Regions from separate parts of the Homo sapiens genome. Here all the other regions are linked to region 1. The links are chromatin contacts, found by Hi-C in ENCODE. All regions are on one chromosome and are shown on one strand. The core of a region is the stretch at or near the end of the contact, and the rest is flanking DNA. Distances in the headings are between cores, read along the strand shown. Region 1 overlaps LOC105373851 (a long non-coding RNA gene). Region 2 has its middle 15 kb from the start of PLEKHM3. Region 3 overlaps PIKFYVE (phosphoinositide kinase, FYVE-type zinc finger containing). Region 4 holds the start of IDH1 (isocitrate dehydrogenase (NADP(+)) 1).

What was found. Hi-C counts contacts between places; a loop is a spot of excess contacts on that map. Pooled maps may share reads with other maps.
Region 2: a pooled map shows a loop between it and region 1 (2.0-fold over the local background). The contact joins two enhancer-like sites. A Hi-C loop is called at or near these places in 2 of 37 single-sample maps with no recorded cell type and 2 of 50 pooled maps.
Region 3: a map with no recorded cell type shows a loop between it and region 1 (4-fold over the local background). The contact joins two enhancer-like sites. A Hi-C loop is called at or near these places in 4 of 37 single-sample maps with no recorded cell type and 3 of 50 pooled maps.
Region 4: a pooled map shows a loop between it and region 1 (3-fold over the local background). The contact joins the promoter of IDH1 here to the enhancer-like site in region 1. A Hi-C loop is called at or near these places in 7 of 37 single-sample maps with no recorded cell type and 10 of 50 pooled maps.

Annotation. Positions count from the first base shown.
Region 1 is chr2:207,335,335-207,339,933 of GRCh38, reverse strand. All of the region lies in intron 1 of LOC105373851 (a long non-coding RNA gene), which reads right to left. Among named protein-coding and RNA genes, the nearest start is that of MIR1302-4, 68 kb to the right of the region's middle. Within about 2 kb of position 2,098, at least 4 of the 41 ENCODE cell types and tissues checked have a DNase peak (open chromatin) inside an H3K27ac peak, as active enhancers do.
Region 2 is chr2:208,038,129-208,042,567 of GRCh38, reverse strand. No RefSeq gene overlaps it. Among named protein-coding and RNA genes, the nearest start is that of PLEKHM3, 15 kb to the right of the region's middle. Within about 2 kb of position 1,812, at least 2 of the 41 ENCODE cell types and tissues checked have a DNase peak (open chromatin) inside an H3K27ac peak, as active enhancers do.
Region 3 is chr2:208,319,154-208,323,524 of GRCh38, reverse strand. It overlaps PIKFYVE (phosphoinositide kinase, FYVE-type zinc finger containing), which reads right to left. Exons shown (of 42, transcript NM_015040.4): 17 at 3,166-3,273. Among named protein-coding and RNA genes, the nearest start is that of PIKFYVE, 55 kb to the right of the region's middle. RefSeq lists an enhancer at 2,480-2,599. Within about 2 kb of position 2,609, at least 12 of the 41 ENCODE cell types and tissues checked have a DNase peak (open chromatin) inside an H3K27ac peak, as active enhancers do.
Region 4 is chr2:208,251,572-208,256,320 of GRCh38, reverse strand. IDH1 (isocitrate dehydrogenase (NADP(+)) 1) reads left to right here and starts at 1,250. Exons shown (of 10, transcript NM_005896.4): 1 at 1,250-1,382; 2 at 2,362-2,435. IDH1-AS1 (IDH1 antisense RNA 1) reads right to left here and starts at 1,088. Exons shown (of 2, transcript NR_046452.1): 1 at 890-1,088; 2 at 127-418. RefSeq lists an enhancer at 1,016-1,542 and a silencer at 1,996-2,105.

The DNA.
Region 1 (4,599 bases), core at 849-3,348:
TCACACGTAACATTTATGCCCTTTTCTATATGTAATACTTTCATAGTTTTTTTAAAAGAGGGCTAAATTATAATCAGTACAGAACTGCAAAAGTCAATGTTTATTCTTATTAATGAGTATAACTGTTCTGATTGACAAATTCATGTCAACACCAGCAAAGTGCTGCAACACACAGAACACCCGAGAAATCTAGTGTTCGTCTTCTTGGAGACATATATTATTATTGTTTTATTAAAAATGTTATTTTTTATTAAGAAAATGTATGTTGTCAGTTAAAAAATGTAGTACAGTCTTGTTTATTATATAATTCTTCCAACAATTCTGTGAACTAGGTGAGTGTTTTCTCATATTACAGATGAGAAAGCTGTCACAGAGGTGTTGGAAATGGGCTGAGTTTATATGGACTGAACTTACCCAGAGTAGGCTGTAGAATTGCCAGGGTGTTCAGCTGTCTCAATGACAGAATCAGATTAAATGTGTGGCTGATCTTATTGATTGGGCAGAAATCAACTAAGAGAGCTTAAAACAAAACAAAATTAAACTATGACTAGAAAATAAACAGTCAATTTTGTGGCTTTAAATAGAAAAGACCAGAATGTCAATAGCTGAATTGAGATTAGGACCAACAGTTTCTGAGTTTCCAGAAAGCATTACCAAAGTCTAGGCACCATGAGAGACTCAGTCCCAAATTGAGAGAATTTGCCAGGGGTTTGACATGAACCCTGCCTTGTTTGAGCCCAGTTCTCCAAGCCCAGAGCAGGGGTTCTCCAGGATGGAATCCTCTTAGAGACTCCTCAGTGACTGTACCCATCTCCTTTCCATTCTACCCCTCTCTGTATGACCAAGAGAGAATTGTTTTCCCTTTTAGGCATAGCTAACATGGGCAAATGAAACAAATTAGTTTTCATTACTGCAGATAATAAATAAATCTTGTGGTGAAATAAATAATATAATATGTAATAATGGACTGAAAAAATACAGCTCAAAACAGACAAAGCTGGGTAAAAACAGAAACCATCAAAAGTAGAGAAAGCCAGAGAACTATCCAGTCAAGCAATAAAGCAACAACATCTGAGAGGCCTCATGTACTGTCCTGAAGTGACTTTTAGCTACTCACGCTGTGTTAACTGTTGATGAAATGTCATTGAGCTTAAAATAAAATAAGTTTGTAGTCCTAGATAACACTCTGCAAGAGCAAATAATATTAGGCCACTATACACCGATATAAATAAATAACTCATAGCAATGTACCAATATGTCAAGATTTTTCACAGGAGGGAGTATGAAAACTAGCTGGATGGTGTCAGGCTCGTTTAAAAGCTCATTTGCTCCCCTTAGTCACTGTCCTTTCACCTTTACATGGCATCTCTCCTGGTCTCTTGTCGACGTGGTTGTCAAAGCACCAGCTCAATAGTGCTGGTCTGTCAGCAGAGATGTGTTAAATGTAAAGATGGCAGAGTTCCCCACAGAAAGCTACATGCAGACTCTGGAGCCAGCTGAAGTCATGGGGCGTCAGGTGACAATGAGACTATGTCATCAAATGACATGTATCCCTGAGGTGCCCAATGAACTTTACACAGAGTTTTTTTTTTTTTTCCTATTGTATTATTCTGACATCTTGCTAAAAAAAAAGAAAAGAAAGAGGACAGACATTTCTATTCCACAGAAAGGAAAGCTTGGACTCAAAGAAGTTGCCTGAATTGCTCTAGATGACTTTATTTTTTGGGATTTCCTGGTTTCCATAAACAGCCACCCATCTGCCTACCCTCCTTCTCCCACTCACTTCTGACCACAACTGCACCCTGCTGTGTGTTAGGAGGAGCGGATTTGATGTCTCGGAGGCGAGGGGTGTGTCTGAGGTGAATGGGCATGTCTATACCTCCCTACTTTGTTAAATGATTGCAACAGAGATCACCCACGTACTCCCAGCCTGGTTCAGTGCAACACATGTCTAGTTCATTAGATGCAGCCTGTTCAGGCCTCTTCTACCTGCTGAGACTTCACACCCATAAAATCCAGTTAAACCTCTGAGTCACAGGAGGCTGCCCTATCAGAAGACTACACACTTTCCAGCTTCCCAGCTTGGGAGTCACAAGACCTGAGTTCAGATTTCAGCTCTGCCACTTACTGAGGCAAATACTTGTATCCATCTTAATGTCAGGTGGTCATGTTGAGTAACCTCTGATTTCTTATCTAAAGGGGTTTTTTTTTTAGGATAATTGAATGGAAAAACTATCTTAAATTGCTTAGTACAGGAGTCATCAATGTATAGTCTGCCTGCTGCCTGTTATGGAAATAAAGTTTTATTGGAACACAGCTGTGCCCATTCAGCTAAGGCTAGCATTTATGTTTATTGTTGACAGCTGCTTTTTTGCTACAATGTCAGAGATGAGTGGTTTTCCCACATAGTGGGTCTGCACTATGTATGAGTTGCTTACTCCTTTTCTTCTTTCTGTTTGTCCTTACTCTTAACTGTATGCTCCTAATTAGTTGCTCTCTAATTATCCAACCCCTCCCCAGAAACAGACTGACTATACTTTCTTTTAACAGTAATTTGCTGGAGAGTTTCAATTTCACTTTGGGCACTGCTACGTCTTAGTGACAATAAGTAATTCATCTGGGGTGGATGGGGGTGATAGGGTGGGGGTGGGGGTGGGAGGAGGTGAATAGGAAGCATTGTAGCTTCGTACTTTGTGAGTGGACTCAGTGAGGGACAACCACAGACACAGACCCTAGTTCAGTGTCATATCTCTATGTTTCATCAAACAACTACAGGATTTTGTTTGTTTATTGTTAGCAGGAGTACATGGTGTAAGGGCAGGTCGAAACATTTTTTCCCCTAATTTCAGTATGGTTAAAAAAAGTATATTCTCCAATGTATTGTGAGATTGATGTAGTGAAAAGATGCCTGGTAAGAGAAGTCAGAAAATCTAGGTTCAAGTCTGGGTTTATCTTAGTTTTATTATGTTGGTCAAGCCACTTCTGAGTGTCAGTTTCTTCAGAACTAAGACTGAGGGTAATAATACGACTTGATTCCTAGCATGATTCTGAAGCATAAAAGATAATGCAAGTGGAAAACTTTGTGAACTATGAGGCCATCTATAAAATGTGACACATATGTATATAACAGGGTCTGTTTCAGGGGATTTCATTATTTTCTTTTTCTTTATATTTTTATATTTACATCAAACACAGTTTCAGTTTTTACAATAGGTTCTGATATCTGACGAGGCTGATCCCTAAGAACATTTGCATTTTGCTAGTTTTCCTGTTTATAGTTTTGAATGTTTTTAATAAGATAAGCACTAAGCTTAGCAATTCGTCAGTGTTCATTCTAATGACCTTCAAGAAACGTCCCGTTGGATCTTTAGACAGAATTATTTCAGTAAGTTTGAGGAGCCTTGGCATCTTTATGTTGAATTTTTCCATCTAATAAAAATATAACTCTTCCTCTTAATTATTAAAAATATATCCCCCAATCAAGGTTTTAAAACTTTTAATACATTTCTTATTGAGTTTATAAATATTTTATATTTGTCGCTATTTGAATAGCTTTTCTTTTGCTTTATATTATCTATCTGTTTACTGCCAGTATATAGAAATACTGTTGCTTTTTAGGTATTTATCTTATTCCAAGCCACTTTATGACTCTTTTTTAAAATAAAGAAAGCTTTTAGTTAATTCTTTTGACTTTTTCAGATTTATACTTGTGTGATTTTCATGTACTTTAGTACCTTAGTTCACAAAAATTTATTCCTTTTGTGTTTATAACCTACTGCATTAACCAGAGAATCTAAAGTGATAATGATGCTAGCTGATAGTCCCAGCTACTCGGGAGGCTGAGGCACGAGAATCGCTTGAGCCTGGAAGACAGAGGTTGCAGTGAGCCGAGATTGTGCCACTGCACTCCAGCCAGGGCGACACAGCGAGACTCTGTCTCAAAAAAACCCCAAAAAACAAACAAACAAAAACCAGAAACAGTGATAATCATACTAAAGGACATTCTTTGTGTTTGTTTCTGATTTTCAATGTTTGCCAATTAATTATAATCTTTATTTACTTTAAGCCAAGAGCATCTTTATCACATTGAAGGAGCATCCTTCTATTCCTATTGAAATGTTTACTCTGTAATTAGGAAAAGGTGTTGATTTTATCAGATGTGGTATCTATGAAATTATCACATTGGCTAATTATTGTTGTATCAGTGAATACTCAGTGGATTATTTTCTCCTTGGAAATCAATCTCTGTGGTCAGCTGACTGGCTCTGCTAACAGTGACAGATGTGTAAACGGTGCCTTTACGAGTTCAAACATTTCAGGACCAAACTTTTTGCACAAGAAGGTGGTCCAATGCCAGAAGCAAGGGTTGCAGGAGTAGGAATCCCCCCGAGTTTCTCTCCTTGGACACATTTTCCAAAGTTGGCCGCTTTGAACAATCCTTTAAGGTAAGGACAATGGACATGGCAGTTGTTAACACTATGAAGAAAAGACAGTAGAGGAAGGAGCATGGAATATGGGAACAAAAATCAGCTGGCTGCTCAAGAAATGTGAAATTAGAAAGTAGAGAAAGGTGGTGTCTTTGTATATGCTCCTCCCCTC
Region 2 (4,439 bases), core at 563-3,062, 700 kb before region 1:
ATTTCTAGCTTTTTTTTTTTTTTTTTGACAGGGTCTCACCCTGTTGCCCAGGCTGGAGTGCAGTGGTGCAATCACAGTTCTTTGCAGCCTCGACCTTCTGGGCTCAAACAATCCTCCCACCTCAGCCTCCCAAGTAGCTGAGAATACAGGTGTGCACTACCACGTCTCGCTAATTTTTAAGTTTTTGGTAGAGATGAGGTCTCACTATGTTGCCCAGGCTGGTCTCAAACTTGTGGGCTTATAGCTTTATATTTTTAAAAGGAGTGATAGGATACACGGCTTCAGTCAGCCCACTGAATGCCTGATCCCATTCAGTATGAGTCATGGTACATTCAGCTGGCTGTATATGGCCTGATGGCCTTCTCTCCAGGGCAGCTAAAGGCAACAGAATACACACCCAATCCATGCTGTTACTCTGCATCTACTGAAGCCCATGCTTCCTTCTCTAAACAGTAGAGAAAGTCCCCAGTTTTCTTGGGGATCATAAATAATTGGAACAATTCCACCCACCTATTTCTGTGCTGGCATATCTGGAGTGCTGAGACACTCTAATTCTTCAACTTCTTCTTTGGATAGACCCTCTGTTCTCTTTCCCACAGGGTCTTGAGAAGACAGGAGGCATCGCTAAAGCTTGTGTATGTCTACTTGTGCCTTGTGAGTCTGTTATTGTGTAAAGATGCTCTCAGAGGGGGAATGAGAATGTGCTTCTAGTTCTGCCCCTAAAACTAGAAAATTAGTCTTTAATCCCATAGGAAAAGAGACCTGGCCCCTTACGCTGATCTGAGAAAATATGGAATATAGGTAGTTCCCAAATATACCGGACATAGGAACCTCTCAGGGAATAAACTTTGGTTGATAAATTGCAAACAGGCGGCCAGGCGCAGTGGCTCACGCCTGTAATCCCAACACTTTGGGAGACTGAGGCGGGCAGATCATGAGGTCAGGAGATTGAGGCCATCCTGGCTAACACGGTGAAACCCCATTTCTACTAAAAAAAAAAAAAATGAAAAAAAAATAGCCAGGCGTGGTGGCACGTGCCTGTAGTCCCAGCTACCCAGGAGGCTGAGGCAGGAGAATCACTTGAGCGACAGAGCAAGACTCCATCTAAAAAAAAAAAAAAATTGCGAACAGGCATGGAGGAGCCGGGGTACAGTATTTTGAATCACTATACACAATGCAACAAAGATTTATTAAGCACTCAGGTCACAAACATTGTACTGGGCACTGAGGACAGGATGGTACAACAAAAATAGGCAGAATTATTGCTTATGGAACATGTGGTTATTCTCATGAAGCTTACAGTTTCACAGCAAGGTAATTATTAACATAAAAGCATTCTGATAAGTATAAACGTTTACTGTAAATGCTGTGAAGAGGAGCATATGGTGCTATAATTGCATGATATAGACGTCGTCAACCTAGAAGGGGCACTAAGGGACAACTTTCCTGAAGGGCTGACTACTGAGCTGAGAGCTGAAGGATGAGTGGAAACTACTCGGGTAAAGAGTGTTCTAGACAGAATGATATGCAAAGGCCCTGTGGCAGGAATGAGCATGAATTGCTCATGGCATTGAAGAAGGCTGCAGTGGCTGAAGCAGACGCTAGGGGGAGCATGGTACAAGATGTTGCTAGGGAGGAAAAAAGGACCAGACCATGTCTGGGTCTCTTAAATCACAGTAAGAATTCTTATGAGCAATAGGAAGCTACTGAAATGCTTAAGCAGGTTTCTGTTTTGAAAGAGCTACTCTGGCTGTTGGCTGTTGCAGAGTTAATGGATTGAAAGGGCCAATAGTGCTGCTAGGAGGTGATTGCAGGACAATTGCAGTCACCCAGAGGAGAGAAGATGGAAGCTTGGTCTAGGGTTGGGAGAGGGGAAATGAAGAGAGGTAGACAGCTCTGCACAGAAGAGTTCCCTGTATGTGATGCAAGCTTCTAGGAGAGCTAAGCATTTGAAGCCTTTGTTATAAAGCTAACTGATTATGGAACAGTAGTTTTAATTTAGGTGGCCGTATTAGGTTTGTAAGCATGTGATTGACTTCTAGCTTCATATTTTAAAAGTGATAATGGGACAGGCAGTTTTTCTAGAGAAGTGGAGTCCTGGAGAGTGAGTAGAGAAGCCAGCTCAAGGAGAAATTCCTCAGGAGTGCCATTCTGCTTTATCACCACTGAGTGCTGCTGTTTCCAATGACAAGTTCCCAAGAAACCAAAGGGCCAAGTAAGGTAAGAGGAACAGTGGCGGGGGAGCGGGGGGTTGGCAGGGGGCAGCGGGGAACCAACTTAGAGTTTTAAAAAGTGGAGAAGACAAAGATGTTTTCTAATTTTGGAAACCTGAGTCCTAAGCTGCAAGGGTCCAAATCAAATTTTTGGGAAGGTCATTTTGTAATATGGTAACTTCTTGCTTTACTGTCAGCATCTCTAAAGACAGTCCCCAGTAATAAAGGGGCCAAAAGAGGCTTTTTTAGAACCATTAGTGTACCCCTCCTGTACAGTCCCATTAGCGGGCCTTGTTAAACCAACCCAGACAAAGAGCAAAGATGCCCTAGTTAATGGAGAGTCTCCGATAATTACTCTGCTCAGCCGCTTCTTTTAGGGTCTGAATGGTCTTTAAATAATGTTTCTCTTGCTGTGGTCACAGACAATGACCTAGCAGTCTGCTTTAAGCGGTGCCAATCCCATTAGCCGAAGAATAGCAAAGCTCTGTGTGTGTCTGCGTGCCAAGGAGCGAGTGTGTGTGTGTGTATGTGTCTGTGCGTGCATGTGCGTGTGGTGAGGAGCTCAGCTTATGGCAGGGATCAGGCTTAATGTTGCTTTCTTCCTCTTTTCCTCCCTTTCTCTACACATCCATCCCTCCCAGGAACCAAACATACCACTGTGTCTATTGGGTCATCTGCCTGTTGAGTGACAACCTGCCCTTACTGAAAATGGAAACAGACTCCCTTAAATGCTTGCGGACGATGTTTCTCATTCCTACTTACTAAACACTTCTCTGTAGGATGTGATTCTAAACATGCCCCTGTCCTCTAAGAACTTCACGTCCCAGAACCACAATAATGCAAACAATGTAAAGTCACCCCAGTAAATGTGTGCCATTCAGGGTGGAAAATGTTTTAAAAGCTTCATAAATGTGGAAGAAAAAGATTGAGGGTACAAAAGTTATAGGAAGAATGCCAAGATCTTTGGAATATTTTCCTCTGTGGCTCTCTCTCCTGATGCCTTGCAACTCTTTTTTCTGATAATGAGAATGCTTACTTATATTTGAAGACAAGTTATATCCCAGACACAGAATGTGGAAACGGGGCAACATTAATTTATTTAGGAAGGATCGAGTGCTCCAACATGAAAGTGTGAATAAGTTCGATCGTGAACTGTTTTGTAATAAAAATGTACAAAACAACATTCAGAAACACTGCCGTAAATGGAACCTGGTTGCAACCTGCTCTTGCCCACCGTTGTCTGGAGGACTTTTTCAGAAGCTCCAGAGTGGTCTGATTCAACAGTTTTTGAATCAACTGAGTGTGAAAACAGGCTAGCATAAGTAGGTAGGGTGACTCCACTCACACAAATACATGGGAGTGAGTTATTTGCAGCTCATTAAGTATCACAGGGCCTCTCCCCACCACATACCCACCCATCACCCACATCATATGCCTCCTAGGAAGAATGATTATATTGAAGCCAACAGGATAAAAGAGCCATTTTCTGTTTCTGGGTTCTAGAAAGACATCCTAGACAAAGAAATAGTCTACTTGGTAAAACTAAAAAGATGCTCCATTTAGTTCTTACTTTCTTTAACTTTGATCTGCAGTTGTTGTTGTTGTTGTTGAGACAGGGTCTCACTCTGTCACCCAGGCTGGAGTGCAGTGGCATGATCTTGGCCTGAGCAACAAGAGTGAAACTCCATCTCAAAAAAAAAAAAAAAGCTCATTTGGGTCTCAGTGTAGTGTTGGGGGAAGATTTTTAGATCACATAAGAAAAGAAAAGAGATGGGGCTGTTAGAGATAGGAGTGGACCTTAGGTAAGATATAAAAAAAAAACAAAAAACAAAAAAACAGGCCAGGTGCAGTGTCTCGTGCCTATAGTACCAACATTTTGGGAGGCTAACGCAAGAGGGTCACTTAAGGCCAGGAGTTTTAGACTAGCCTGGGCAACGTCCTATCTTTGTAAAAAAAGAGAAAGACAAATTTAAATTAGCCAGGTGTAGTGGCCTGATCCTGTAGTCCCAGCTATTCAGGAGGCTGAGGTGGGAGTTCAAGGCTGCAGTGAGCTATGATTGCGCCACTGCACTCAAGTCTGGGCAACAGAGCAAGACCTGGTATCTTAAAAATAAAAAAACAAAAGACATGATGTGTGCTTCATGAAAGGGCCATATACGCAAACCAACCCCCAAATGCAGAAGGAACCAAGAAACCAAAGAACAAGGCAGACAAATCCAGTTTGTC
Region 3 (4,371 bases), core at 1,360-3,859, 980 kb before region 1:
CCAAATGTCCAACAATGATAGACTGGATTAAGAAAATGTGGCACATACACACCATGGAATACTCTGCAGCCAGAGAAAAGGATGAGTTCATGTCCTTTGTAGGGACGTGGATGAAATTGTAAATCATCATTCTCAGTAAACTATCGCAAGGACAAAAAACCAAACACCACATGTTCTCACTCATACATGGGAATTGAACAATGAGAACACATGGACACAGGAAGGGGAACATCACACTCTGGGGACTGTTGTGGGGTGGGGGGAGGGGGGAGGAATAGCATTAGGAGATATACCTAATGCTAAATGACGAGTTAATGGGTACAGCACACCAGCACGGCACATGTATACATATGTAACTAACCTGCACATTGTGCACATGTACCCTAAAACTTAAAGTATACTACTACTAATAATAATAAAATAAAAAATAAAATAAAAATAAAAAAGAAAATGTGGCACATACACACCATGGAATACTCTGCAGCCATAAAAAAGGATGAGTTCATGTCCTTTGTAGGGACATGGATGAAGCTGGAAACCAACATTCTCAGCAAACTATCACAAGGACAAAAAACCAAACACCGCATGTTCTCACTCATAGGTGGGAATTCAACATTGAGAACACCTGGACACAGGAAGGGGAACATCATACACGGGGGCCTGTCATGGGGTGGGGGAGGGGGGAGGGATAGCATTAGGAGATATACCTAATGTAAATGACAAGTTAATGGGTGCAACACATGAACATGGCATATGTATACATATGTAACAAACCTGCACATTGTGCACATGTACCCTAGAACTTAAAGTGTAATAAAAAAAATATATATATATATATCAAGATAGCTTGACTATTATCAATCTTAGACTAAATTTTCTTCATCCACAAATAAGTCTGTAAGCAAATTAATGCAAACACAGTAAGAATCTCATTCATCATTCTAAACTTGATTATGCTGACAAGAGTTTCAGGAGAAATTCCATTCTCCAACTAACTTTCCTTGAAAGATTTTCAATTCTTAATTTAAAAGCCAAGAATCCAATTAGCTAGTTCAGAGGTTAAAAAAAAACAAGAACAACAAAAAAACCTAACCTCACAACTCCCAAAATAAAAGCAATTTCTAAGTTTTTTTTTTTTTTTTTTTTTTTTAAGAGACAGGGTCTCATTCTGTTACCCAGGCTGGAGTGCAGAGGTGCCGTCATAGCTCACTGTGACCTCAAAGTCCTGGGCTCAAGCAATCCTCCTGCTTCACCCTTCTAGGACTACAGGCACACATCACCATGCCTGCCTAATTTTTTCTATTTTTTGTAGGAACAGAGTCTCACTATGTTACCCAGGCTGGTCTTGAACTCCTGGCCTCAAGCAATCCTCCTGCCTTCAGCTCCAAAAGTGTAATCACAAGTGTCAGCCACTATGCCCATCCCTAAGTTGTTTTAGTATGGTTATGAATTCTCTCCTCTACATTCTGAAACCAACATGAGTTATCCCTTTTTCTGGATCTCTGAATAAATAACTCTAACAGATGCTATTTCAGCTACTTCCTAATTCCAATTTCCCAACAGATCATATAATACCTAGAACAGCTACAGTTAAAGATCTCAAACATAATGCTAATAGAATTTTATCACAAAGGCTTAATTTCAAAAGAAATGAATATTGTGGCTCACGCCTGTAATCCCAGCATTTTGGGACGCCTCGGGCGGATCACCTGACATCTGGAGCTCAAGACCAGCCTGGCCAACATGATGAAACCCCGTCTCTACTAAAAAAATACAAAAATTAGCCAGGCATGGTGGCAGGCACCTGTAATCCCAGCTACTCGAGAGGCTGAGGCAGGAGAATAGCTTGAACCTGGGAGGCAGGGGTTTCAGTGAGCCAAGATTGCACCATTGCGCTCCAGCCTGGGGGACAAGAGCGAGACTTCGTCTCAAAAAAAAAAAAAAAAAAACAAAAGAAAAGAAAAAGAAAAAAGAAGTATTTCCCTTTATTTCTTTAGAGTTCTCTACTAAAATGTCTAGTCAAAACCCATCATTTTTACTGATAGCACAGCTGAATTCCAAAGAGAAAACAGCCCCAGGTCACAGAGTTCTTAAGTAATAACAGCAGAGTTTTATAAAGCACTGTTTCTTTTACTACAACTCATTTTCTCTTATTGTTATCTAGGAAATCAGTACAAAAGTGATTGCTCCTACCACTCTTGAAAAAAATGTATTTACCTAGGAATTTTCAAGTAATGCTTTTCCTAAATGTTTCTGGAACCCAGCATAAGTGTTTCCACTATAATATAATATACACATTCCCTAAAAGCTTCCACTTTGAATGACCACAAAGTAAAATTAACAGTATTTATGGGAGAAAAGGAGTTGGAGCAGAAAACTTAAAACCTATGCAACTTTATACCTTCAGCACTAATAAAAATAATAATTGGTACCTTAAGAGGAATCATGGAGAGCCCAGGCAGAGAGCTTCATATGGCATGAGGCTGCCTCAAGTAAAATTAAATGCACAAAAACTATTGCAACGCTACAACTAGAAATGGAGCTCTGAGCAGCAAAGCTACCAAGAACCACACAGAGATGCGGGTGTGCCTCCCTGGGGAGAGAGCCCTGCAAGCAAAAGCTCACTTTTACTTTCTTAAAATAGAGCTGGAAGGGTTTCTGCCTGTGTAGCAGCTGAGCTGAGACTGTTTTCCTTTCCAGCTGAGGGTTATAACCTAATGCAGCTATTCTGGGCCTCCTTGCTTAGGAAAAACCACTGAGAAACCAACACAACTTTCATCTGACATTATTCTGTTTGCCAACTACATATAAGCTAATTGATGTTCTAGAAATATGTTTTAGTAGCATAGACTGTATTACAAACCAGAGATTCCATTAGAAATCTGGTAAGTTCGAGAAATTCCCACAGTAAATCAGTGGATTAAGTGGGAAAGGGAAATTAGTATTTGGATTTTCACTTTTTCTTCCTTATATCCTTGAACAGTCACATGTTACCTTTAATACTATGAAACTTTAAAAATAATGAGTGACAGAGGTTTTGGTAAGCTATCAAGTTTGCCTATCCAATTTAATTAGCTAGAATTAAGTCAAAATCATTAAGAGTTTATAAGCATCATGGTACACAAACATCCCTCTAAATTATTATTTTCAGTAGTAAATTCTTACCTGAAGCACAATAGGATCAATGCAAGTAAACTTAGTTTCTTCTCTGTAGAGATACTCAATGGAACACTTCAACAGAAGAATTTTGGGGTTTTTAATACAAGAACTCATCTACAAAAAATGAACAGTTTGTTAAAGTGTTTAAAGGTTTGCATTTTACAGCCCTCCTTTAATTATAACTTTAAATCTATATTGTTCATAATTCCTACTAACTTAATGTATCTCATATTAGTATTAATATATTCTCATTTAGTTCTTTTACGGTATTAAATTTTTTCAAAGCAAATAATATGTTCAGAACAATGCAAAATTCTTCAAAAAATGGCTTTTCTTTCTTAATACTACTTTGATCTTCTATACTCTTTAACTTTTTTTTTTATTTCTGATGTTGTAAGAAGAGACATCATGCCCTGAGTGTGCACGGAGGGAGCAGTATTTAATGACAGGTTACTTCACAAACTCCAAGAAATAAGCAACTTTAAAAGCATATTTTAGTCTGTCTAAAATTGAAGAGGAGAAGAGGGAGAAAAGAATTAAAATGCCTCCTGAACATATTGCTAATAGAATAAATTTCCAAACAATCATTAAGGTGGCAAGCTGAAATAGGAAACATGAAGTTCAAAAAGAAAATCTGAAAGCATCTCAAGAAGCAGAGACCCAAATAATATACCCTAATCGTGTGCTTAAAGCCACAGGCAGAATAGCAATTGAGGTTTCAGGCTGACCAAGTTTATGGACCCCAAACTGGCAAACAGTTCCGAAAACAGTGACTCACCAGCTGGGAAACTCAATTCAGGACTCTTTTTAGCAACTACAAATCAAGGACTATCTCTAATCAGTGGGGCAAGACAGTCATTCATGCATATGTTTCCACCACACCCACATACAAATTTTCCTCACTTTCTGAGAAGGCACAACATATTTACCTCTTAATTCAACAAATATCATTTAATTTGGTTTAAAGTTCTCCTTTAAAGGGTAATGTGTGGTTTTAGTAAGACTCTGTGTAGAAATATTGACTGATGTCGAATTATTGCAATAAAATACGCGATAAGTACAAAACTCAAGCCAAGTATATTTTTATTTATCTATGGTCACTAATAATTTTCAGGAATCTTAATGCCTTAGAAAAAACTATATTAAGCTCAACTTAGAAAAAAAGTGAAAACAAGACTAGAGTTCATCCATCTGGTTGCTCAGGCTAGAAAT
Region 4 (4,749 bases), core at 1-2,500, 920 kb before region 1:
ACTTGAACCCAGGAGGCGGAAGTTGCAGTGAGCCGAGACTGCACCAGCCTGTCAGGGCAAGACTCTGTCTCATAAATAAATAAATAAATAAATAAATATTGGAGCATTAAATTCTGGGCAGCAATATACAAGCATGCTATTGTCCTACAAATCACAATATAAAATACTCTTTATTTTCATGTTTTTGAGAGCAATGAACACACAAAATATAATCTCTGGAGGAGACTAAAATTCTTTTTTCAATCCACCGTTTTCTAAGGCTTCACATCTCTAGTCCAACTTCATTGGATCACAGATAATCCCCCGCCAACTGAGCATGGTGGCTCACGCTTGTAATCCCAGGACTTTGGGAGGCCGAGGAGGGCCAATCACTTGAGTCCAGGAGTTCGAGACCAGCCTGGGCTGCTGAAACCCATCTCTACCAAAGGAAAAAGAAAAGAAAAGAAAGAAAGAAAAATTAGTTGAGTGTGATTGTGTGCACCTGTAATCCCAGCTACTCGGAAGGCTGAGGTGGGAGGATCTCTTGAGCCCAGGAAGTCAAGGCTGCAGTGAGCGGTGATCGCTCCACTGCACTCCAGCCAGGGCAACAGAGCAAGGCCCTGTCTTAAAAAAGAAAATAATAAGAATCCCATTCATTATCTTCTAATGCAAACAATCAATGGAGTTTCTAAAGACCTAGACATAGGTGGTGTCAGGACCTGCTTCTGTAACTTTTCCATCCTTTGCATTAGGCAGCGCGGAACCCCCTAGGCGACCCCGCGCTGGCCGGGAGCACTCTTTCTTCAGCCAAAGGTACGTTCCATTACCGCCCCTCGGGGGCGCGCTAGGCAGCGGGCCGGCCAAGCTGCCGCCGCCCAGGGCGCCCTGTCCCGTTCGCTTTTGTGCCGACCTGGAAACACTCTGTGGTGCTCTAGATTGTTACAAAGTTCGGGGTGGTGCAGCCCCAGCGCGCCCCGCTCCCCGGCCTGCAGGTGGCATACAAGTCTCTTCGCTGTCGGGATTCGGGACTGAATCTCTGCCGGGCGGCAACCCCTTCCCCCACCGGGATCACCGGGAAAGTGGCACCATGGATTCTCCATCTTTGACTGTGGCCACGCCCCTCTCGCTGACTCCGCCCATCCCACGGGAATTGGCGTGTGGCGATTGGAGGCGTGTCGGGGGCGGGGCTGGGGGAGGTGGGCTGAGGAGGCGGGGCCTGGGAGGGGACAAAGCCGGGAAGAGGAAAAGCTCGGACCTACCCTGTGGTCCCGGGTTTCTGCAGAGTCTACTTCAGAAGCGGAGGCACTGGGAGTCCGGTTTGGGATTGCCAGGCTGTGGTTGTGAGTCTGAGCTTGTGAGCGGCTGTGGCGCCCCAACTCTTCGCCAGCATATCATCCCGGCAGGTAACCTCAGGCTCCAAGGGGCGGCCCCGGTCCCTGGCTGTGGAGGGGTGGCTCTAATTCCGCAGAAGGCAGGAATGGGGTAAAGGAAAAAAGCGCAGATCTTGGGTGTGGAGGGAGTCAAGGCCTGCGTGCAAAGAAGGGAACAAATCCAGGTATTGAGAATGGGAAAAGAAAAGGGAAGGAGGGGATGCTGGATGCTTGGATATGCAGAAGGTCTGCTTTTGGGCCTGGGAGGGAGAAACTGGGCGGTGAGGAAGTTGGATGCAACGACAAGGGGAAAATCAGGTCTGCACTTGGGTTGGAAAATCGAGGGGTGGAAGTTGCAAGAATGCATGTAGAAGACTAAGCCTGGAGTGTAGGAGGAAGAAAACGTGCAGCAGCTGGGGGCTGGATGCAAAGAAGGCTGTAAGCCGCAGACGGGCGTCTGCAGGCAACTCAGGCGGCGAGGAATAGCCTTGAAGCCGATCCCTCGCGTCCGCCAGGGGGCGTGGAGGGGCGGAGCTCCAGCGGCCTTCAGAGGGGTCGCTAGGCCACACGGGGCGAGAGGGGGCTGGGGGAAACACCCCCGCCAGTTCCGGGTGCCTGGAGTTTAAAAGGTCCCAGCACCAGCGAGGGGAGGGGAGGGGAGGGGCGGGCGTGGAGACCTGGAAGGAGGTACCGATCCAGCCTTGATTGCAGCCCTCTTGCACAACGGCCATAAGGACGGGTGCAGGCCAAGAGCAAGGACATGCAAACCCCAAGACCTGCTAACGGGCGGCGAAGCGGGGGCACGCCCTCGCACACGCAGAGATAAATTGTGCTCCCATGACCTTTATTTGGAAAGTGCCTGCGGGCCTAAAATTGGCCTTTGTCCCACCGAGTACACTCAGCACTGTACTTTAAACCGGATAAACTGGGCTGTCTGGCAGGTACTAAAAACAGCTAAATTCTCCTGTGAGTGTTCTGTATGTTAACACTTTTATTCCTTGTTTTGTTTTAGGCGATAAACTACATTCAGTTGAGTCTGCAAGACTGGGAGGAACTGGGGTGATAAGAAATCTATTCACTGTCAAGGTGAGAATTAGCAAATTTTCCCCCTTCTTCTGTACTTTCTTTGATGTGGCAGTACAGTGTTTAACTGGTCTTGGGGGCAGGCCGAGGCACTGCAAGGGAATGAGTGAGGAATATTTCCAACAACGAATTCCAACAGCTTCCTTGTTTCTTTTAATACAGTGTCTTATCTGCAAGAGATCCTTTTTGCCCAGAAATTATTGTAGTTCATGAACTCGGCAAAAAACAATCTGGCCAAAAACTTGAGGTTGATGAAAATAATATTAAATGGCTCTTTTTTTTCATTAAACTACTCTGTATTGTTATTCCAGGTTTATTTTCTGGAATTGCACAATTATGTTAGGAGATAGGATTCAGCTACTTCATATGAGCTGGTGCCTGCTGGTCTTGGAACAGCCCTTCCTTCTGAAGTTGGGATTGGGTTGGAGACAAAATCTGAGGGGCAACAAAGGTGGAGAAGTCAGTCCAGTGGGGCCTCAAGCCCATCCCATGGAAATCAGATCCAGAAGAAATACAATTATGTTCCACATGGTAGTAACAATAAAGCTTCACTGTTTTAGTTAAAAGATGGTAAAAATTTCATGGCTAAGTAATGTGAGGAAAACCTGAAGCGTCTGAAGTATGCATTATGAGATAAAGAAAGATTACTGCAGAGAGTACAGTTGCTTTAACTGAGAAGGAAATAGTGAACTAAAAAGATATCAGTCTTCACATTTTAGGTACAATATTTGACCTCTATTAACTGTATTTGCCATCAAGAATAAATTGCCATGTCATGACTGTTGCATCATACTATATAGGGACATGGCCATGGAAGTGTATTATCAGGAACCAGATAAGTTCACTGCCTCCTTTTTTGCTTTGTTTTAAAACAAGGATAGGTGTGACAGTGGAATCAAACATGAACTGAATCATATGCTTTCAGCTGTACTACAAATTATACTTGACATTACAAATGGGAAGTAATTGACTCATCCACACCATTCTGTTCATTTCTTTTAGTCTAGTTCAGTTCCAGAAGGTTCCCCCAAAGGAATCTCCTAAACACTAGTAAGAAGAATTCTAGAATTGCGAATTTGGGAAGTGAAAATGGGCCTGGGGATTGGAAATACATCCAGGCTTGTCAAGAAACAGACGCTTACTGTCTACTAATCATTACATTTTTATTTAAAGACCAAATTACTTTAGCTCAATTTTTCAAGAAAGACTATTTTAGGCTTCTTATCTAATAATTCTTTAAAGTCAATTCTCTTGACTTTTTTAGTCCTTAAGAGAATAAAAGCAATTTGCAGCTGTGTTGTTGGATTAAAAAAGAGTTTCGATTAGAGCATCATTAGAAGGAATAGATAACTTTTAGCAGGCTCAGAGCTTCTTCTGCCTCTAGGGACAAGCTGGGACAGTTTCATTTCTTCCAAAGCGTCCAACCTTGCACTTTCTGAGAATCAGATTGATTTGTATATGCTACCCCCACACCCTATCCTTAAAGTGCTGTCTTCCTAGGACAATGCACAGTTTGTCCTATCCCACTCACTAGCAGCTTACCCTTGCCTGTGAACAGCCAGAAGAAGATGACAGGGACATGCTTGGGTCCTGGGCAGTGGCCCTACTGTATAGAGATTCTTCTAATTGAGAAATCACTTTGTTGTATTTAGCCCCACATCTCCAATGTCTGTGTTATCTCTAGGAAAACAGTTCCACCAGGAATTCTTCGTCTCGCTTTTAGACTTAAAGTTTCCCTGAATATGGGTCACAGGAACCAGCTGAATCTCCTCATGGCTAGTTATTTTTATTAAATAACAAAAACAGCCTCTTAAAGGAGGAGAAATGCTAGCACTCACCATTCTGGACATCTTGAGAGCCCAGTAAAATGATGAGTTGGACTGAAGTGTTCAATAAACATGAGATTGTGGAAATAATCTCATTTCTTAAGACAAACCAGTAGTTGAGAATAATGATTGCATTATGAAGGGCACGTTATAGGGTCAGGCTCTGCCACGCTCTAGCTAGGTGGCCTTGGGAAAGCTCTTTTTTTTTTAACAAAGTAAAATGGGGAAATGATGGCCATTTTTTTGGATTGTTATGAGGGCTAGCTCAGAAACCGCGTGTGAAACATAACACAATACTTTGTTCAGAGAAGATACTCAATTCTAATGGTAAATAGAATTGCTGTTACTAGCTTTTTATTCAACTACACATAAATTGAATTGCATGAATTGTTCTTTTAGTAGTCACTACGTTGTTTATATAAACACTACGTTGTTTATATATTTCACTTTATAATGAAATAAATGACAAGGCATGTATTTTTTTTTTCTTT